2 separate regions of the Homo sapiens genome follow, and region 1 is linked to region 2. A link is a loop called in an ENCODE intact Hi-C map of the cell type or tissue named here. Cell type or tissue: sigmoid colon. All regions are shown on one strand. Each heading gives the region's core, and the rest is flanking DNA. Links, peaks and the distances in the headings are about the cores only. Region 1 overlaps LOC107985876. Region 2 overlaps THADA (THADA armadillo repeat containing).

Evidence for each region. A loop is a pair of places that touch in the nucleus more often than their neighbours do. Peaks named below come from ENCODE experiments on the same cell type or tissue, not always from the same donor. Only the 100,000 strongest peaks of a DNase experiment are listed, where the experiment ranks them.
Region 1: a loop joins it to region 2, with 3 times the contacts of the local background. A loop is called at or near these places in 3 of 110 quality-filtered maps.

The regions. Positions count from the first base shown.
Region 1 is chr2:43,079,165-43,090,661 of GRCh38, reverse strand. The region is part of intron 2 of LOC107985876; the gene reads left to right. LOC124907756 (a long non-coding RNA gene) reads right to left here. Exons shown (of 2, transcript XR_007086299.1): 2 at 6,562-11,470. Among named protein-coding and RNA genes, the nearest start is that of LINC02580, 18 kb to the left of the region's middle. RefSeq lists enhancers at 3,093-3,631, 3,632-4,171, 5,721-6,487, 6,488-7,254, 9,497-10,199. In sigmoid colon, for the core only: no CTCF peak of the experiment used is centred there; DNase peaks (open chromatin) are centred at 5,821 and 6,411; H3K27ac peaks cover 2,263 bases.
Region 2 is chr2:43,479,980-43,491,476 of GRCh38, reverse strand. It overlaps THADA (THADA armadillo repeat containing), which reads left to right. Exons shown (of 38, transcript NM_022065.5): 26 at 6,152-6,243. Among named protein-coding and RNA genes, the nearest start is that of THADA, 110 kb to the left of the region's middle. In sigmoid colon, for the core only: a CTCF peak has its summit at 6,962 (motif pointing right); no DNase peak of the experiment used is centred there; H3K27ac peaks cover 91 bases.

The sequences.
Region 1 (11,497 bases), core at 4,383-6,882, 400 kb after region 2:
ATGATTCAGAAGGTGGAACCAAGAATCTAGAGAACAGAGCCAAAAGCCACAAAGAATCATTCCCAGGCAGTAGAACTGAGCCCTAATCAAGAAATTGGCAACACAATATGAGCCTGAATGGATTTCAGAATTGCTATGGACCAGTCATGGCTCTGTGCCTCCTCTCCCCTCTCTTGAATAAGAGTGTTTATAGTGGCTACACTATGCCTATCTCATCATTGGATGTTCAGTGTGTAAGCAGCAGATAACTTTTTTTTTTTTTTTTTTTTTGACACAGTGTTTCACTCTTGTTGCCCAGGCTGGAGTGCAATGGTGTGATCTTGGCTTGCTGCAACCTCCGCCTCCTGGGTTCAAGCGATTCTTCTGTCTCAGCCTGCTGAGTAGCTGGGATTATAGGTGCCTGCCACCATGCCCAATTAATTTTTGTATTTTTAGTAGAGAGAGAGTTTCACCATGTTGGCTAGGCTGGTCTTGAACTCCTGACCTCAGGTGATCCAACTGCCTTGGCCTCCCAAAGTGCTGGGATTACAGGTGTGAGCCACTGCATGCGGTCCAGTAGCAGATAACTTGTCTCTTTAGTTCACAAGTCTCTGAATAAAGAGGAATAGTACTTAAGGAAATGTGCCTGAGGAATTACATCTGAGGAACTTCCTCCATACCTGAATGGTTGATATAATGGGATCCTAGACCTCTCTAGCCTAAATCTGATGCCATAATAGATGAGATTTTGGGGGATCTTTGCAAAGGAATGAGTATATTTTGTATGTGAAAGGAATGTAAATAATTTATGTCCAGAGGATAGACTATGGTGGTTTTAAATATGGCTCAGATTGTTGACCCATTTCCTATCAAGAAATGGAACTGTTTCTCCCTCCTGCTGTACCTGGGCAGGCCTTTTTAACTGCCTTAACAAATAGAATGAGGTAGAAGTGACACTGCATGGCTTCCAAGTTCTGGATCAGGAAAAGTGACGCAGCTTCTGTCTCTCTGGATATATGCCTTTGGATTGCTGAGTGGCCATGTAAAAAACTCCAGCTATAGCCGGGCGCGGTGGCTCATGCCTGTAATTTCAGCACTTTGGGAGGACAAGGTGGGCGGGTCACCTGAGGTCAGGAGTTTGACACCAGCCTGGCCAACACGGAGAAACCCCATCTCTACTAAAAATACAAAAAAAAATTAGCCAGCCATGGTGGTGGGCGCCTGTAATCCCAGCTACTCGGGAGGTTGAGGCAGAAGAATTGCTTGAATCTGGGAGGCAGAGGTTGCAGTGAGCCAAGATCGTGTCATTGCGTTCCAGCCTGGGCAACAAGAGCAAAACTCCGTCTCAAAAAAAAAAAGTCCAGCTATTTTGGGGCTGCCATGTTGGAGAGCTCATGTGGAGAAACCACACAGATAGAGAGATGCCTGAAAGACCCTGGCTTTCGCAGCCTCCGCTTGTTTGTGTCCTCCCAGCCCAGGCACCAGACCTGTGAGTGAAGAAGCCTTGAAACTGATCCTATCCTCAGTCACAGTCTGACTACAGCTTCATGAGACCCCAAGCCAGAACTTCCCAGCTGATCCAAAGAAACCATGAATGATAATAAATGATTATTGTTGTTTTAAACCACTAAGTTTGGAGGTGGTTTGTTATTCAGCAATACATAACCTCTTTTCTAAGTGATCTAGAAAACAGGACAAACAATAATACCTACTTCAAAGGAGGGAAAACAAGTAAGGAGTAAATGAGTTAGACTTTGTAAAGCACTGAGCTCAGGGTCTGGTATGCAGTAAACTCTCAATGAATGCTATTTACCCTTTACAGAGCTTCTCAGTGGCTGGTATCTTGAATGATAGTGAGTCAAACAAAAGTGGTGTTTACTTTAAGTGTACTCTATTTAAGAAGGAACTATGTGCCTGACAGTGAATGTTTGTTGAATAAATGAAAAAAGACAATGATTTTCTTTTTGGGGGGGTGGTCGCTACTCTCCAAAGATGGCCCTGGATGATATTCATTCCCTTCTAGAGTTCCTTCCCGTGCTGAATCTGGTCCAGGCTTGTAATTCACCTTAAGCAGCAAAATATGTCCAAAGTGGTGCCAAGCCATTGCCAGTCCTAAACTTTAATAAGGCTTGGTGACTTCCACTTTATTACTTCTGGGAGCCCTTAGCTGTGATGTAAGAAGTCTGGATACCCTCTTGGAGAAATGCGCATGAAGAGGAGATGTGGAAGGGCCACATGGAGAAGGAGGAGCCCATACAGGACAGCAGGAGAGAAGGAATCCCATCAATGCACCAGTCCCAGCCTAGCCCAGCCCTCCAGGTTCTTTCCAGGGTACCTGACATGTGAGGCCACCATCTTGACTCAGCCAGCCCAGTCTAGCTCCCAGATGACTTCAGTTCCAGCTGCCATCTGGCTGCAGCAGCATAAAAGTCCCTTGGTGAGATCAGTGGAAGAACTGCTCAGCCAACTTATAAAGTTATAAGAGATAATAAATGTTTGTTGTCCATTTTAAGCCACTGCATTTTAGAGTGGTTTGATACATACAGGTAGATAACCAAAAAGTAAGTGCCTAGGACAGCGCCTGCCATACAGCAGGCATTCAATAAATATTGGCTGACTAAATGAATGAACCTCTTCATTCTCTTCCTGTGAAACCTTTTCTGCCTGGGTCTGGGCCTCCTGAGACGCCCTCCTTACCTGCTGCTCACCCCTCCTCACCTGCTGCTCACCCCTCCTCTTCTGCCTTGCCCATGTCCCCCAAGGAATAGGGGACTAAAGTAAAATGGGTGCTCCTGTTGGGTTCCCAAGAGCACAAAACCCTGAAACAGGTCTCCCTTGTGAGGAAATTCCAGGCTGTAGATCTCTAGGTATAATGGAGGCAGGTCTCTGTAAGTTTGTTAAGAGAAAATAGAAGAGAGAATCTGTTCTGGTTCTCTCTTGGGTTTGAATTCCAGTCTCTCCAAGTCCTGACTGTGTGGCAATGAACTGCTGATTCAACCAACTTCCTTATCTGGAAAATGGGTTCAATGTCAAGGCCTTAGTGTAAACAAGTAACCATGACATCCTTGGTACAGCACCTGGAGTGTGGGAGGTGCCATGGGGTCATTAGTGTGTCTGCATCGTGGATGAATCTCATAGACAGGATGAACTAGGTAAGCTGGTCATGAAAGCACATGCTGTTGGTGATTCCATTTCAATGAGGTTCAAAAAGAGGCAAAATTAATTGATGGTGAGAGAAGTTCCAAATCACGGTCACCTCTGAGGGGGACGAATGTTGACTGGGAAGGGGATCCAGGGAATCTTCTGGGGTATTTGCAGTGTTCTACATTTCATCCAGGTGTGTTTGTATGTAAAAGTTCATCAAGCCACGCCATTAAGACGAGTGTGTTTTACTGAGTGTGTTATATCTCCCTAAAGAAGTTGAAAAAATGTTCGCATGTCTCCCCTTCATGCAGGAGTGATCTTCAGGAATTCTCCAATTCTAGGGCCTCTTGCTCCTCATGGGCTCTCTGTCCTGCCCCCTCACCCCAAGTCTGCCCTAGAGCAGCTTTGGCAATGATATCTTCCTGCATTGCATGAATTGGCTGGCACTGCCCAGCCTGGCCTGGGGCTGAGTTCCAGGATGGGAGTCATGTTGAGGGATGCATTAACCTGCTCCTGAGAGGGCAGAGTGGCTGGGCTTGGGTGTCCTCAATGTCTCTGGGGGCTGGTGAGTGGGAAGGGGGCCTCACCCCTATACACGGGGATGTCTGGCTGTGTTGGGGGCCGGGGGTGTTTGGAATAAGCGAGCAACAGCGGCACATCCTTGGCATGACGGGCCCGCTTCCTGGAAGGAGAGCAGGGAGGGGTGCTGCTGAGGGTGTCCAGGTTGGGCTGAAATGAAGAGCCTGTCCTGCTCACAACCCTGCTATTTGGAACCTGGAGCCATGACGTTCCTCAGAGTTTCCATTCTCTGTGCTGCAGCTGTTGGTTACGTGTTTCATTCAAAATGCTTTGCAGGAAGCAGCAGGCTTCACATTCCAGGGTTTGTAGTCATTTTTTCTCTCAGAGCTCTCGGGCTGGGATTAGAATGTTCTTCAAGCCACACTGTCCTCGGCTGGACTCCCCAAGAGGAAGTGGGTGGGTCTCTGGGGGAAGAGAACATAGGCCTAAATGCAGGGACGGAATGAAAAAAGATTGGCCAGGCGTGGTGGGTCACGCCTGTAATCCCAGCACTTTGGGAGACTGAGGCGGGCAGATCACCTGAGGTCAGGAGTTCGAGATCAGACTGGCCGACAAGGTGAAACCCCGTCTCTACTAAAAATACAAAAATTAGCTGGATGTGTTGGTGGGTGCCTGTAATCTCAGCTGCTTGAGAGGCTGAGGCAGGAGAATCACTTGAACCTGGGAGGAGGAGGTTGCAGTGAGCCGAGATTGCACCACTGTATTCCCGACAGAGCAAGATTCCGATTCAAAAAAAAAAAAAAGAAAAAAGATTAAGGCCAGCACAAGTAACTCCTAGAGAGGCCAGCTGAGTTGAGGCCCAGGTATAGTGAAGGGTAGAAAGCTGGTGGGTGGTGGCTCTTGCCCTCCCCAGCGTTAGGCCAAGGAGAACGCAGAGCCTGTGGTGTGTGCACGTGTGTGGTGGGGTGGGGGCAGGGGGCGTGAAACAGACTCAGTGCTGGCCTTTTATCCTGATGGACCCACACTCATGCTTCCTCTCACTGTGGTCACTGCCCTCGGGCTGAGGGAGAGGGTGACATGGGTGTCACTTGCTGAGGCGGCAGCAGGAGACGTATCCTCAGGTTTGGGGCAGGCAGGGGAGCACATTAGCACGTGGACCACATAGATACGTGGATGCAGACAAACAATGACGAATGTTTGCTAGAGTGTCTGCTATGCTCCTGGCACCCGGGTGGGTGTTGGGAATAATACCGCAGGTACAAGACAGACTCTATGGTTGCCATCACAGGAAGGCCTGGCAGAGATGGCCTGGAAGGTGTCCACTGGGATAAGGGAGGGAGAACAGATTCAGGCAGTGGGGGCTGGTAGGCGCCAGGCTCCAGTGGACAGAGATGGGAGCAGGCGAGTGTAGACCGCCGTCGTAGATCCCGGGAAGGAGTGGTACCCAGAGAGTATGAAGGAAGGGCAGAGCCCAGGAAGGAACTTGCAGGGGGTGTGGAGTGGCTGAAGATCTGGAAGGGGAAGGTGACGGACAGATTAAGTCCTGGGGTCCTGAGACAGGGCTCCCTCTCCAAGTCATGAAAAGCCCAGAGGTAGGCTCAAGAGGAGGAGGAGGAGGAGGAGGGGAAGGGGCAGGGGCCACAGGCAGCCACCCCTAATCCAGTGTCACCCTTTCCTTTGCGCTCCTGGGGCAGAGGGAAGGAAACCCTCCCTAAGGGTTAGACCCTCATTAGGCTCTAATGAGAGCCTAAGTCTGGCACTTTAGAGGTGACAAAGCACTTTTGCTTCCCGTGTAGGCAGAATTCTAAATATGGCCCCCAATATTTCCATCCGAACCCCTGAACATGATAAGACATCAAGCCCATGATCATGTGAAATTATATGGCAAAGGGATTTCAAAGACATCATTAAGGATAGAAATCAGTTGACTCTGAGTCCAAGAAAAGAAAGATGAGTTGGTAGGGGCCTAATCGAATCACACGAGCCCTTTAGAAGCAGAGGGTTTTCTCTGGCTGGGGGCAGGAGAGGAAGTCACAGATGTGAAGTGTGAGGGAGGGTTCGATACATCTTTGATGACTTGAAGAAGGAGGGGACCATGTGGAAAGGACTCGAGAGAGAGCAGCTTCGAGGAGCTGATAGAGATCCCTGGCTGACCGCCACCTCAGTCCTGCAACTGCAGGAGTGGAATTCCGCCACAACCCGAATGAGCTTGCAAGGAGATGCTTTCCCAGAGCTTCTGGAAAAGAGCTTCTGATAGGAGCCAGCCAGCTCACACTTTGATTTTCAGCTTGTGAGACCCTAAGCAGAGACTATAGCTGAGCCCACCTGGACTTCTGACCTGAAGTGTGAAATAAGAAATGGGTAGTGTTTAAGCTGCTTTGTAATAATTTGTGATGCAGCAATAGAAAACGAATATACTCCACTTTCTCATTTAACCCTGAGAAGGTCTTTGGGAAGCATCTGACGACTCCCTCTGCAGATGGGACAGGCTAAGTGAGGCCCTCGGTTTGCAGGTGCCCAGCTGCGGCTCAGGGCTGAGCCTAGCTGATTTTTTGGTATCACAAACGCTTTTCCCACCTGAACGGCCACAAAGGAACCACAGGCACTCAGCCTTGGCCAGGAGCACCAGAGGTGGGGGACCTGCATCTCACACTCCCCTTTCTAAGATGCACCTCAGCAGATGCAATCCTGCTGGAGCCTGCAGGGTACAAAGCCATCCCAGCCCCGCCACCTCCCTGGAGAAGAGCAGAGCTCTTGGCAGAAACCAGAGAAGGGCAGTGACCTCAGCCTCCCCCTTCCTCTCAGATGACAAGTCTGGGCTCTGTTAAGGCAAGAGACAGGAACTGAGATCCAAGGAGCCATGAGGTTCGGCTTCCCCTCCCCAACATCCAGTAAAAAGCATTCTCTGACTTGTCGGGATGGGGATTTTTTGAATTTTATACTCGTTTTCTGAATCATTTGTTGGGCACAGTTGGGCATCTCCTAGGAGTCCAGAAATGTTTGCAGGGAGGGAGGTTTTGTTCCTGCTTTATTGATTAAAAAGCCCTAATGAAGGTTTTCTCATTCCTGCAGAGGCCTTTTCTAAAAACCTCCTTAATTCTTCCCAGATGGCGTCCAGTTCTCCCTCCCCAGCAGGGTGGGGCTTCAGAAAGTAGGAGGGCTTTGTGTCTGGCCGACTGGGGATCTCAGCTCTGTCACTTAGTCCCTGAGGGGTGCGTGGGGGCAGGCAACCTCCCCAAGCCTCAGTTTCTTCAGGAGTTTCTAAGATGCAATGAGCCAACAGATATGCACAAGGTCCCTGGCAGGCAAGAAGGAAGCACTCACTATTGCTTCCTTACCCACGTGCCTGAGCACAACACAAGAACTACCTTGGAAATATTTTTTCGACAAAAGAAAACAATTTTGATTCTCATGACAGGCAGGCCTGGTTGGCCAGCAGCAAGAGTCTTCTGTCAGCAAAGTTTGCCTTTGTGCTTCACCTTGCCGAAGCTACTTCCTCCATCTGTGGCGCATTTCCTTCTTTCCAGCCCTCCCTGGCCAGATCCCAGGCCCTGGGAGCGGGGACACACTTGAAACCTCGGCAAGAGTCTTCGAGTTCAGTATTGCAAAGGGAGGTCAGGGTTGAATGGTGGAATCCAAGGCCCTGGAGCAGATGGGCCAGTGTGGGAATATTTTCGGGCAGGGGAGGAGGATGTTGCCAAGGTCCCTCAAGGTGTCTGTCGGGTGGGGACCAAAAGCAGTGGTTGTGCAAGCCTCTCTCCTGCTTGGGTTTATCCTGACTGTCTATTTGCAGGTTTGGAGGTTTGAGCTGAATCCTCTTAGAAGTAGCTTTTGCTGTCCTTGACATTTGAGAAAAATCTGCTTGACTTCAGCAGGTCCTGGGGGCAGAGTTTGGGAATGTGGGAGTGGTCATGTGTTTGTCGGGGTGAAGGGTGAGAGGACCTTCAGGCTCTGGGCCCCAGAATCGTTGGCCCCATGACAAGAAGATTGGAGGGTTGGTGAGGCTGTTTTCCCTGCTGTTCCCCATGGCTTCTGGGGTGTTCTGGGATGGATGGTATTTGAGGGCCAGTGCAAGTCCCTGGGATTTGGGAGTAAAGCTAGTTCCTCTTAGGGAAACCTTCCAGGGCAGAGGCTGAAGGAGGTACTGGGGGATGAGGGGGGTGTCTATGAACTGGGGCCCTATGCTCGGACTGGGATTTTGAGGCCAGGGCCCAGTACTGCCCTCAGCTGCCTCCACCCTCCTCCCCTGAGCTGTGGGCTTAGAGCTGAGCCAAGCATAAAACAGACAACCTCTCTCTGCTTCTATGTCCCCACCCCCATCCTGACGAAGTCTGGTTTTCATCACTCATTAATCACTGCAGCTTCCCACAGCCTGTGTCTGTCTGTCCACACTCACCAGCCCCCTGGGCCCTGGGGGGATGGATAGACAGACAGGCAGATGGTCTTTAACTTGGGGAAATTTCGGGTCACACTGTGGGCTGCTCCCTCCCCCAGGGCAGGGGAGAGGCATGCTTCCTGGGTTGTTAGAGGTCACCGCTACCCCCAGCCTGGCCTGAAGCTGCCAGCCCGACCCACCTCACCCTGGCAGCAGGCAACTGGGGCCATTAGCTGTCCTGTTCACCAGGAAGGAAATGGGTTGGAGGGCTGAGGAATTCTAATGAAGCTTCCCCAGCTGGCAGGCCGGCTGGCGGGTGAGAGCTGGCACCTCCACCCCTGCTAGAGTCGGTGCCAGCCCTGTCCGGCCTGGCCCGCTTGGTGACCACCTGCCGCTGTGGGAACCCCGGCCTTGGGCCGCCTCGCAGAGCCCCTGAAGATTCCCAGGCACTGGGGTTCTCGGCCCCTGCCAGCCCACCCTGCTTCCCTCACATCACCTCTCTGCTCCTGTCCTCCTTCCCCTTCCCCTTGACCTCACCACCTTGACTTCTCTGAAGGAGATGGGGCCTCCAGGGTTGCATTGCCATGCATGACCCCACCCACCAGCCTCTCATTGCACGCCACCCCCTCCAACCACCAACTCTGGACTCCTGAGTACTGATCTGGTTCTTCTCTGACCCACTGTCAAGTTGGAGCTACTCACAGCCTCTCTAGGCCTCAGTTTCCTGGACTCTAAAGTGGGGTGAAAATTGCAGTTCTGCTACATCTCTTAGGGTTACCCTCCTGCTATGACTAATTAGAATGCCATTGATTGAGGGTCTGCTGGGTGTGGAATATGATGTGCAACTGGTGGGAAAGAGTACCAGGTGCCCTAGGTAGGGTGCCAAGGGTCACCCTCACTGTCATCCTCATCCCAGGGCCATAACATCACTGAATTTGATCACAGAATTTGCCTTCTGGGCCCTCCTGGCTTTTGCATACATTTCTCTAGGACCTCCCTGCTGACCTCAGCCTCTCCTGCCTTCCAAGAGGATTTGTCTTTTAAAATAGGAGACTAAAGACAACAGCTCTTGTCCCACAGAAAAAGCATTCTCTAAAACAAGCATGAGGTTCTAATGGCAGGACTCCAGGTGCTGCAGTAGTTGAGTGGGGGACATTCTAGGTGAGGCAGGGGGGTGTGGCGGGGGTGTGGTGGGGGTGTGTGTTTCAATTAGGTGGCTGCCAGCTTACCTTACCTTGCATGGGGCGGGGAACCCCAAGCACTACACTGGAACTTTCCCCCTCTCAACCCTGGACTTGTCCCCCTCCCCAAATGTCCCTCATGGGAACCGGGTACACAGTGGCCATTGTGGTGTGGGAGAGGAGGCAGGAAGTGGCAGTTGAGAGGGCCACTTTTGGAGTCTAACAGTTTTGGGTTTGAATCCCGGCTCAACCATTTGCAGGTTGGATGACCCTGGCCTCTGTTTCTTCATCCATAAAATAAGGATCGTAAGAGTACTGCCTACCTGGTGGGGCTGTCAAAGATTAAGTGATATAATATGGTTAAAGTGCTTGGTCACGGTGCCTGGCCAGAGAGGGTGCCCCATACATGGTGGCTACAGTGCTAGGAAGCCCTTAGCTCTCCCAGATACCATGGCCTGCCTGCCATGCAGGGCACTGGCTGACGGCTGGTGGGCAGCACGGCCTAGGGCTGGGAGTGGTGGTGAGGAGTGTCAGGCAGCCATGGGCTCCCCAGTGGTGGCCACAGCAGAGAGCTGGAAATGAGACCAAGTGTGATCTTTCCTCCCTGGTCCCACGCTCCGTGCTCCCCCAGAGCTGTGTCCCTGGAACCCAGGAGCCTCCAGCTCTGGCTACACGCCAGCCTTTCCTCATGCAGGCCTCTGTCTTTATAGCCTCCTGTTGGCTCATCTGCCCTGGTGGGTGGGAGCTGCTTCACCGAGGATCAGAAGATGACATGGATCCCCAAATGGTTTCCACTGGCGCCAGAATGCCGCACGGCAGCCAGCTGTCAGCATTGCCATGCGAGATGGCAAGATCCCCAGCAGGGGCAGAGCCCCTCAGAGAGCAAAGCCCGCCAGAACCAGGGTTCTGAAGTCATAGAACTCCTTCCCACAGATCCAGGATGCACATCTGCATATCATTGCACAGTGGTTTGCATACATTTGCATCCAAGTCCACATCCAGTCCCTCCATACTGTTCCTTTTTCCACCTCTAGTAAGAATGAATATTTAACGTACCACTCCAAAGTTATAGTAGCTAAGCCCCCAAACCCAATTCCATCCATTTCAAGTGTGTTTTGAGGGCCTGATGTCTGGAGCAGCCTTTTTTGTTGTTGTTGTTGTTGAGATGGAGTCTCGCTGTGTCACCCAGGCTGGAGTGCAGTGGCACAATCTCAGCTCACTGCAAGCTCCGCCTCCTAGGTTCACGCCATTTCCTGCCTCAGCCTCCTGAGTAGCTGGGACTACAGGCTCCTGCCACCAGGCCCGGCTAATTTTTTGTATTTTTTTTTTTGGTAGAGACGGGGTTTCACCGTGTTGGCCAGGATGGTCTCGATCTCCTGACCTCGTGATCTGCCTGCCTCGGCCCCCAAAGTGCTGGGATTACAGGCGTGAGCCACCATGCCCGGCCAGACCAGCCTTTATCAAAGATGGAGGATGAGGAAACTAGAGTCCTTGCTTTTAGGGTACTCACAGCCTAACTGGGGAAATTCACAGGTGAGATCCAGGAAAATGTATTAGGGTGCATTCCAGGGTGCAGTAGCTATAGATAAATAGGGTGCTGGGGTTGGGGGCAGGAGCTCCAGATGGGCTGGAGGAGCATGGGTGGTAAGCTCCAGGGTCCCTGGCACAGGGCTGCACATGTGCTGGCCACTGTGTTGATGAGGGGTCTATGAGTTTTTAACTCAGCCCCCCATCCCATGGCTCTCTCTGGTGCAGGAACTACATGTGGTCGCCTTGCATTGTACCACAGGCCTGCACTCCACTGCGACAGACTGGACCCAGTGTGGGGCCAAGGACAAAGGCGGCCTTCCGTGAGGTAGTTGGACTTGGGAGCTCTGAGTGGGTGGGAGTGCCTGTCCCACCTAGTCCCATCCATGCACCTTCATGTGATACAGAGGAGGGAACTGAGGCACAGAAGGCTGGGTAACGCACTCAAGCATCCACACAGGAAGAGGAACTGGAAGAGGAACCCAGGCAGCTAGGCTCTTTGGCCAGTGCCTTTGGCCACCACACTCCATAGTTTCCCACCAAAGGACATGCTCGGCTCCAGGGCAGGAGTTAACAGACCATCAGGGGTTGGTGAGGCCGGCTCTGGAGTCCCACTCTCAGGTTTTGGCTGGCTTCTTGATTGCATCCCGTTTGATCAGCTGGGTCTTTTGAATGCTGACTCCATTGATTGTCAGTGGTGTGACTTCAGGGAAGCTGCTCGATTTCTCCACCAAGGTTTCCTCACCTGTGGAGCGAGTGCAGTGAGGGCACC
Region 2 (11,497 bases), core at 5,798-8,297:
CATTTTGTGGTTCATTACAGCTATTATCATTTCTCCATTTTTAGCTGTACTACTGCTTACCCTTTTCTGTCTTTACTCTCCTTTTTACTTATTAATGGCAATAACTGCGGTTACTTTTGCACCAACCTAATGTGTTTTCCATCTATCCTTCCAAAAAGGGACATGTTTTATTGCCAATACTACTAATGTATTACTCACATTAAGATTGCTATCAATGATTCATATTAGCATTTATTGTCAGTGAATTAGGAGTTGATAATGTAGTTTGTTAGTCACAACCTCTTTCTCAATTCTTTGTCTACTTCAGTTTCCTCCTTGTTAGCTTTATTTATAGTGGATGGGAACAGAAAATATGGATGAAATAGTAAAACATACAAAGCAATACCTGAAACAGATATCCTTGAACCATTCATACTGTCACACAGAAATCTAGGGGACACTCTTCTGTCTTAAGTAGGAAGTAGGCTTTCATGCCAGTTATTTTGCTCTATATTTACAATAACTCTTTTAAGTGTTGTTCTGTATAACTTACAGAATTCTAAAACAGAGTATGTATTTTTCAACCTATAAAAATCAATTACAGTACTCCCCTCCTCAAATTTGAGGAGGATGCATTCCAAGACCCCCAGTGGATGCCTGAAACCATGGTTAGTACTAAACCCTATGGATTCTGTTTTTTCCTATACATACATACCTGTGATAAAGTTTAATTTATAAATTAGATATCATAAGAGATAACAATTATAACAATAGACCATAATAAAAGTTAAGTGAATGTGATTGCTCTCAAAATACGTTAGTGTACTATACCACAGGTAACTGAAACCACAGAAAGCAAAACTGCTAATGAGGGAGGACCATTGTAATGTAATATACTGTGTGAATAGACTAAAGAACAAAACCCACATTATTAAGCAGATACAAAAGAGGCATTTGACAAAATCTAATGCTATTTTATGTGAAAAAAAACTAAGAATGGAAGGGAAATTTCTCAACCTCAGTGGAAAATCCAGAGTCAACAATATACTTGATGGTAAAGGACTGAAATCTTTCTCTCTAAAATCAGGAACAAGACAAGGAAATCCACTCTTGTCACTCCTATTCAACATTGTACTGGAGTTCCTAGTAGGCCAACTAGAGAAGAATAAAAAATAAAAGTTATCCAGTAAAGGAAGATGCAAAACTATCTCTATTTTCTGATGACATGATCTTAAATATAGAAAAATCCTAAGGAATCCACACACATGCAAATTAAAGCTTGTCTATTAGCAAGGTTTCAGGACAAAAGGTCATCATACAGAAATTGTACACTAGCAGTGAAAAATCTAAATGAAATTAAGAAAACAGTTTCATTTATGATAGCATCAAAAAGAATAAAATACTTAGGAATAAATTTAGCAAAGGAACTGCAAGAGTTGTTCACTGAAAATTATCAAACATTTTTTGAAGAAATTATAGGCCTAAATAAATGGAAAGATCTCCTGTGTTCATCACTGGAAGACTTAACTATTGTTAAGATGACGTATTCCCCAAATTAATTAATCTATAGATTCAGCACAACCTCTGTTAAATCCCTTCTAGCTTTTTTTTTTTTTTTTTTTTGCAGATCTTAAAATACATATGGAAATGTGAGGGACCCATAATAGCCAAAACAATCTTGAAAAAGAACAAAGTTGGAGGCCCCACAGGTCCCAATTTCAAAACTTAATGCAAAGCAACAGTAAATTAGAGCTTGTGGCATTGACATAAGGTTAGGCACATAAATCAGCAGATTAGGATTGATTGTACAGAAATAAACCCCCACATTTAATAAAGGTGCCAAGACAATTCAGTAGAGAAAGAATAGCCTTCAACAAATGGTACGGGGACAACTGGATATCCACATGCAAAAGAATGAATGTGATCCCCATCTCATACCATATTCAGATGACTCAAAATGTCTTAAAAACCTAAATGTAAAAGCTAAAACTATAAAACTTGTAGAAGAGGACCTGGGTAAATTTTTGTACCTTGGATTAGATAACATTTAGTTAGATATGACACCTAAGGTACAAGCAATACAAAAATTGATAAATTAGACTGGGAATGAAAAAAACTGATAAATTAGACTCGATCAAAATTAAAAATGTCTGGCTGGGCATAGTGACATGCACCTGTAGTCCCAGCTACTCGGAAGGCTGCAGCTGGAGGATTGTTTGAGCCCAGGAATTCAAGGCTGCAGTGAGCTATGATTACACCACTGCACTCCATCCTGGGCGACAGAGCAAGAAGCTGTCTTAGAAAAGTTAAAAAAAATTTTTTTTAAATAAAGCTTAACCAGCATCAAGAAAAAAAATGTTTTTCAAAGGACACAATCAAGAAAGTATAAAGACAACCCACAGAATGGGAGAAAATATTTGCGTATTATACATCTGATAAGAGTGGAGTGTCCAGAATATATAAAGAACTCTTATAACTCAATAATAAACGACAACCCAATTTTAAAATGGACAAAGAATATTTATCTCCAAAAAAGATAGGCAGATGGCCAGTAAGCACACAAAAGGATACTTAACACCATTAGTCATGAGGGAAATGCTACAATGAGTTACCATTCCATGCCCACTAAAATAAAATGCATGGAAAATAACTAGTATTAGGGAGGATGTGGAGAAATTGGAGAACTGGTGAAATTGGAACGCTAATACATTGCCAGTGAGACTATGAAATGGTGCTACCACTTTGGCAGTTCTTTTGAAGGTTAAACATAGAGTTACTCTGTGACCAAGCAATACTACTTCTAGGTATATAGTCATGAGAAATGAAAACATGTTCACACAAAAACTTGTACATGAATATTCTTAGCAAAATTATTCATAATATTCCAAATTGGAAATAGCCCAAATGTCCGTCAAATGAAGAACAGATTTTAAAAATACGGTATATCTGTACAATGGGATATTATTAAGCCATAAAAAAGGAATAACATACTGATACATGCTACAACATGGGGGAACCTTGAGAACATTATGCTAGGTGAAAGAAGCCAAACATTAAAGGCCGCATACTACATGATCCCATGTATATGAAGTATCCAGAAAAGGCAAGTTTATAGAGACACAAAGTAGATTGTGCTTTCCTACTGCAGGAGAATAGGGAGTGACGACTAACGGCTCCCGAGTTTCATTTTGAGGTAATGAAAATATTGTGGAATTTGGTTAGTGGTGATAGCTTCACACTTTGTTAATATAGCAAAAACCACTGAATAGCATCCTTTAAAATAATAAATTTTATATGTGAATTATACCTCAATTTAAAAAAGTAATTTAAAAGTGATTTTAAAACAATCATGCAGTCACCTTTGGAGGTTGGTATGGCATGAACTAATTATTCTGAAAATGATCAATATATGGAAATAATTCTTTACTAACTGATGAACAGGGTAACCAAATAGCAGATGAGGAAAAACTTTAAAAAAATAAAGTTTTTCTGAGGATGTAAATGATTAATGCAGAAGGCCTATAGAATATCGTGATTTTGCTGCACCTAATGGAAAATGTAATGATCATCATTGATCGCTAATGAGGGCACTTTATAAGGGATATCTTAGTCCCTTCGGGCTGCTATAACAAAATACCACAAATTTATTTCCCACAGTTTGGAGGCTGGAAAGTCCAAGATCAATATGGTGGCAGATTCAGTGTCTGGTGAAGGCCTACTTTCTGGTTCATAGATAGCACCTTTTAGCTGTGTCCTCACATGGTAGAAGTGAGGCAGCTCACTGGGGCCTCTTTTATAAGGGCACTAATCGCATTCGTGAGAGCTCTACCCCCATGACTTAATTATTTCCCAAGGGCCTCCACCACCTAACTCCTTGGAGGTTAGAATTTCAACATGTGAATTTTTGGGGAACACAAATATTCAGACCATATCAGGATGGATCAGGCAGATAGGATTAGAACTGTCTGGTCCATCTTAATATTACTAAAAAGACATGTGTCTCCTGCCGTCAGTCTATTGAATCAAAGGAGTTTTGTTTCAGAGGGTATCCATTCACTTTGTAAAATAGTCCTCTACAGTTTTGTTTAAGGTGTGCATTTCTCAACATCTCCAGGCACTCCTGTTTTAATTTTACTGCATCTGGCAGCCTTTGTCAGAAAGTATGGCTTAGGGCAAGATGGAGTCTGTGTTTCTGTTTTCCTTTTCTTTTTGTGTTTTTGTGTGATTTCTGAGAGGAGAGAAGGTCCCAGATATCTTTACCAAGTCATCTTAGACCTAAAAGTCTTTGGGAACTACCTCACTAGATCAGGTAGAAGATAATCCAGACCTGAATGAGGGCAGAGATTATATTGATAAAGTAACAGCATGGATTGATTTGTTATTTGGGGATTAAATTAGGCAGGGCACATAGTAGGGCCTCCTTGGATGTTTGATGGCTGTTGAATGAACGTAAGTGAATCTGTTCAGTTTTAGGGTTTTATTGCATTTTTGATATGGATTGTGCCAGTATATCTGTAAAGTTCACTTCTATGGCTACCATGCATGACTTGAGTCAGTTCTGGGCTTCTAGAGGAGAGGTTACAAACTGGTGGCCAGTAGGACAAACTAGCCTACCACTGTTTTATTTGGCTTTCATGGTGTTTGGTTCTTTTTTTCCTTTAATTTCCTGCCAGCATTTCAAAATAGATTTCACATAAAAACCAGGGTTCCTGGCTTCTCTTGAAAAAGCAGATGATCTGGCAAAACTGGACTTATATTTCCTCATGGCAGCAACTCAGCTGACACTGACTGCATTAGACCAAGTCCACTGCTGCCTGTGTCACTCACTTTTCCTGTGAGCATTTGAGCTTGTGACTCTAAGGGCATTGCTTTCAGGAAGCTGTTTTCTAAATCTTAACGTTACTTTTAGTGATCTTTCTACTTATATTGCTATTTAACACACCATGTGGTTATGTCACTTACTTAATTAGAGTATAAGGTCTGTAATACCAGTAAGTATGTGTTTTCTGTTTCTGGATCTTATCCATGGTGCTGGTATAGGGCCTTACACACTGTAGCAAGGTGAGTACATATATATCTCTACACCGATTTTTACAGAGTAATTGAGGAAGCCTATAGTGCCAAAACAGTCAAGACCCTTTTATGCTCTTCCAAAGCATCTTGACACATTGGTTTGGAAAAGATAGGGAAAAGATTATTATCATCTTGGAGAAATAATTTGTGTTTATTCATGGTAATTCCTGCCTCTTATCTTTACTAATGTTATCAGTTAATTTCAGTATTGAAATTACTTGGTAAGTTACTTGCATTGTGAAGCTGATAAGCAACATTTTGGATTTAACTATTTTCTTAGCCATATTAATTACCTGGATTCTTTGAAGTTAGGATTTTTGGATTTTCTTTTTGTTTTTTTAAAGACAGGTTCTCACTCTTTTGCCCAGGCTGGAGCACAGTGGCACAATCATAGCTTACTGCAGCCTCAAACTCCTGGCCTTATGCAATCCTCCTGCCTGAGCCTTCTGACTACCTGGGACTATAGGCATGTGCCATGGCTGTAAAAATAACAACAACAACAAAAAGTCAAAAGCAAAACAAACAAAAAAATCTCTAAAAAAATACTTTTTTTTTTTTTTGAGATGGGGGTCTTACTGTATTGCCCAGGCTGGTCTCAAACTCCTGGCCTCAAGCAGTCCTTCCACTTTAGCCTCCCAAGTAGCTGGGATTACAGGTGTAAGCCACTGGGCCTGGTTCTTTGAAGTTAGGTTTTATAAGTATTTTCTCGTAGGTAAAATGATTTCAGAAAATAAATGGAAAGAGCTGAGGTTTTACTGCAATCTTCATTGTCAGGAAGCATATAGAAAAATGAATTTTTAGAAAAGTGTTATTTGATGCTCTAAGTGCAGAGATTAGTGAAAACTGTTGATGGTAATATTAGGAATATAGGAAAAGGCTGTGTTGTGTGCATGTGATTGGGTTGTAGAGCTCAATTGAAGTCATTGAATCGATGACTGTCAAGTTTTTTTTTTAAATTATTTTATGAACACAAATCTGTCTTTTTAGCCTCACACTAGCCAGTTAGGTAATGATTTTGAATTATCTAGTTTGAACATTGTAAACGTTGGTTTCATGCCAAGAATATTTAAGCCTTATTGTGTTTTCGTTTGTACATTAGGTGCGAAATTCATCCACACTTCTCTTTAGTGCCTTGATCACAAGAATTTTTGGAGTTAAAAGGGCAAAGGATGAACATTCCAAAACAAATAGGTAAGCTCCATTTAAGGCTAACTTTACTTTTTTTAAAAAATACAATATTGTCCTGGCCAAAAACAAATTTTGAAATTGTGCCTACTGTTATAGATTCATCTAGAGCATAAAACTATAAAAATACTGTAATGAATTAACCTATGCTGCCAAGTTATAAACCCTTGGGCAAAAATATCAACTGTTTAATAAGTGGACCTTTCAAAGCAACAAAAATTTAGCAAGGTAGCAAGGGGTGAAATGTAGAGCTTGTTTCTCCATGCAAAAGCTAGTGTTTTTTTTGTTTTTTTTTTTTTAATTGCATCTTCTTTAAGTAGTCCTGAAATGTCTTAACTTTACTTGTATATATTATCCTAGCTTGTATAATATCTTTAATTTTATAGGTGGAAGTTTAAATGTTTATGATCCTCTCATTAGAACATCTCTCACATTACCTTTGCATTAAACTCTTGTACTAAGAGGAGCACCTATATGTGTTAACCACAAGAAATAAACAGTGCTTTTTACTTTTGGTCTTTAGTTTTATGTTTAACCTCTAATTTGTTTTTGTCTTTAAAAAACAGCTTTTTTGTTATGCCTGAAAAGAAACCTGTGGAACCATTTTGATTTTGGGTAGTTTTTAGATAAAAATGCACAAGATCTGTTTGTTTTTAAAGAAGAAAAGCTTTGAATAGTTGTTTTTTAGCACTTAAGAGGATTTAATGGTAATCTAATTGACTTGCAGTTGTTAACACTAGATGTCACTGTTGCTGCACATTTAATTACTTCCTTAACTTTATTTAGGATCCAGTTTGGCCCAGTGGTCTTTCTCTTGAGGATCTAGAGTTATATTCAAAGCCCTATTCCCTTCTTCCCTAAAAAAGTCATTATGCTTCATATTTAAGTTTTAAGCTAATGTTTATTGAAATGCATTTTTGTGTGATGGAACTAAATCTTAGGAATTAAAAAAATATGAAATCATTTTGTGATGTACTAGTGATAATTCTAATGAAACCTACTATGGTATTTCCGAATTATCATTTAAATTGCTTCTTGTCACCCTGTAACATTCACCAGATATTTAAAAGGAAGGTAACTGGCTGTAAGTATAAATCCCTTGAGCATGTTCAGGCAATACCAGAGAGCTTTTTAATTTTTTTTTTAACTGAGTATTTTTTAAATAAATAAAACATTACTCTTGTGGAGGGATGATTATAATTTTTATTTTTTAGCCTGTTCTTAAAGAAATTCTTCCTGTCACTAACTTGAAATCACTAATATTTGTTTCTCCTTAGCTTTGTCTATTTTGTTAATAATTCTCCAGTGTGCTACAGTTTAAAACAGTTGGGTCATGTTATAAGGCCTTGATAAATACTGGTATAAATGAAATATGATATTAAGTCATCAAACAAGTAAAATTAATGTTTAAAACTGAACTTGAAGAAAATTTTTTTTTGTTTTTTATGAAGTGATTCTTGAATATATATATAAATATATATACATTTTACTATGTATAGGAGAAAATGATCAGAAAATGAGAAAACCTCATTTAGGTTGTATCTGAGGGAGGAAGAATAGGGCAGTGATACTATACAATTTTAATTTTTTGCCAAAGTTACAATGATGGAAACCTCCATTATAAATTTATTCCTCTTGGATAGGAAAGATTACAAAATATATAAGATTTCTAGAAAAAAGGAAATAGGAATGAGAAGTTTTTAACTGTGAAGAATGTGAGAGCTTTTAATTTTAGTAATCTGAAGATCGGTATGGACCATTATGTGTACAAGGCTTCTGTTCCCTGTTTAACCCATGAAGATATATTTCTTGGCAGCTCCCATTAGGTTTGCTTTGCAAAACCTTTAGTGTCTTAAATTTGCAGTTGCTTGTGATGGTTCTTTTAGTTTTAGTTTGTTTAATTATGTCACTTTTTGTTTAAATGTTTATATGCCTGTTCCTTCCAATATTAACTTTCTGAAGGAAGGACCTTTTTCATCTGTTCTGGGTACGTAATGGGCACTTTAAGAAGGCTAGTAATAATGATATCTTGGTTGGTTACTTATCCACCGGATAACTAACCTCAGCCGGTGACACACCTCACAAGTCAGTTGTTTCCTTTCACAACCACAGATTGTCCTGCTCGCAATTTGGAAATGTGTGTTCTTGGTCAGAGGGAACTGGACATAAAAAGAACATCTGCTTTTTCCATCTAATGGGAAATAAAGGTCTGACTTGGAGTAAACAAACCTGGTTTCTAGGCATTTTGCTGCCACTGGAGATGACCTTAATAGGCCCCCTTATCCACTTTGCACTTCAGTTTCTCCATCTATATACCAGGAATAATAAGATCTGTGCTGTCTACTCCTAGGGCTATTGTGAGGATAAAACAAACTATTAGAAGTTCATTTTCTTTAACATATTGGAAGTCCTAGGCAATTAGAGATATAGTTTGGTTTTTCTTTCTGTTACCACTTCTGTGATTGTACTCATCTGATTGTCTTGCTCTTAAGACCGTGCTTTTTGAGGACAAGGTCAGTATCTTAACCATTCTTGGGTACCTAGAGTCTAGCATAGTATCTGGCATATAGAAGGCATATAGGAATAATTGCCTAATGAATAAGTAAATTTTGTTACTAGAGGAGAAATAAGAAATCTGGTTTCTACTCCTGCGTTTGTTACAATATAACCACTATAATCAACTGAGACAAAATAGCCAACCTCTCTGGGCTTTGGTTTTCTTCTCTGTAAAATAAGGTTTGGAATATTCCTGAGGTCTTTTCTTTTTTTAAAATACTAAAGTAAGGCTTTACATAATGTTACTGGAATTGTAAGTTTGGTAAAATGATGTATTCCCAGTGCCGTAGAACAGTCCCTGTCGCATAGTACAGACAAGAAGTTCCTGTTTCATATATAAAGAAAGGAGCAGAGGATCCTTTGTAAGTGTGTAGAGGGTACCTGTAATGACTGAATTTTTGCACCCATTAGTCTTATTTTAGATGTGTTTTTTGGGTTTTAAAGAATGAGAAAACAGAAGTTTCACTTGTGCTTTTAAAGTAATATTATTACATTTTAACTTTTAAAGCTCTTTTCCTTTCTGTTTATTGCTGCGTGACTGACTTGGCCTGACAGAATGAAGAACTGATTTTATGTAAAATCAGAACCAGCAAAGCTCTGCAACCTGTGCAATATGCATGTTTTCTAAAATAGCCTCCATCTCCATGTGAGTGAGCTCAGCTTCATAGCTCCTCATTTCTTACAGGACAGGAGCTAAACTAATATGGCGCTTAGCTCTAGGTCTTTCCTTTTAGCCCCTGTGTGTATTAACTTTCAGCTGTGAGTCCCAGCTAAATGATACATGTCAATATGTAGCAATCAGAAAAGGTTTATTTTTGACTTCTTGGAGTGTGCTTTGCCAAAGCTTCATGCAGGTTCTTAATGTATAGCATTGTCTAGCTTTTGCACACTCTCCACCTTAAATCAGTGAGCCAATGAGAATTTGAAAGCACTTATCATGAACTCAGTATTAACATAATAGGGGAGTACATGAAGAATATAAAACTTGGATCTTACTCAAGGAGTTTACAGTTCAGTTAGGAAGACAAAAATTGTTACATGTGAGTCAGATACAAATAGGAGACACCATATAAAAATCACCTGTACAATGTGATGTGAGTGATGAACACATTAGAAATTTATAAATGGTAGAATTGAGTGGAGTATATGTTGGGGGGAAGTAGTATTTTTTACAAGGCATTGGGAAATGAGTAGATTTGGGGTACATGGAAACAGGTAGATTGAAAGAGGAACAAAATAATAGTTTTGTTTACTGTGTTAAGTACAATCTCTATTCTGTCTTATTAAAGAGAGCTCATATTCAAATTAATAGCTTAGGATAATTTAGTACAATTTAAGAAGAAAATGTGTTTCTAAAATCATGGGATGATCCAAGTAAAATTGTTTCTAGTGACTATGTTGGGAGATGTTAAATTGTATTTATTTTATTTTCCAGGGTATAAGTGATAGAGAATTATTTTAGTTATTTTTCTTAGCATTTTAGTGGTGTAGGTCTGGAAGGATCCTTCAAGGGGCATCTAATCCAGTCCAGCATCGTGCTTATAGAGAGATTTTGAAGCAATTTCCAGACAGACTGGCTTCTCTCCTGTTCTTCATGTTTTCTAGGAAAAGAGATTCCACAAGTTTCTGTGGTTACCCACGCTATTGTTTGGGAAAGAATTGAATTCTCAAAACTAAAATTGAAAGCTGCAGGGCAATTGGGTTTTCATATTTTAGAGAATGTAATTATTAGAATTCAGAATAGCTTATTTGCTTCGAACTACATAGTAACTTGTAGCAAGCCCTATTTGGCCAAATTGAAAAACAGAATTTTCTTTTGACTGTGGCCGGGGTAATTTTTTTTTCTTTTTTTTTTTTTTCCCCCCCAAGACAGAGTCTCGCACTGTTGCCTGGGCTGGAGTTGAATGGCAGGATCTCAACTCACTGCAACCTCTGCCTCCCGGGTTCACGCAATTCTCCTGCCTCAGCCTCCCGAGTAGCTGGGATTACAGGTGCACACTACCACACCTGGCTAATTTTTTGAAATTTTTTTTTTTTAGTAGAAATGGGGTTTCACTACATTGGCCAGATTAGTCTTGAACTCCTGACCTTGTGATCGCCTGCCTCAGCCTCCCAAAGTGCTGGGATTATAGGCGTGAGCGGCCAGGGTAATATTAACATCCTCAAACCCAAACAGTTCTAATTTTCTCCACTGAACAAGCATTTATTATGTTTTTACTCTGGGCCAGGCCCTCTGCTAGTTACTGGGATCCAAAGATAAATCAGAAATACTCTCTGCCCTAGGGGACTCCAAGTCTGATGAAGAATATGGCAGTTATCTGTGGTGCTGGAGTCTCTGTTCAGTTGTGTAGAAGGACAGGAGAAGTTGTGAAGGAAGGTAACATTTCTTTAGTGCGTGGGCCATGCCAGACCCTTTATACATGTCTAACTTAGCCGAGATCACAGCTCTGCGAGGTAGGCAGTATCATCCTCATTTCACAGAAGAGGGACCTAAGGCTCATGAGGTTTAGCTACTTGCCTGTGGCCATACAGCCAGAAAGTGGCAGAACTAGAACACAAAGCGAGCTCCATCTGCAGAGCACATGCTGTTACACACCAAACAACGGATTCCCTCATGGGCAGGGTGTCACCTTTTTGGAGTTGGCTTTAGATTTTATTTTGTCAGACTCTTTGGGAAATTAGCCACTTCACCCAAAGTCTGAAT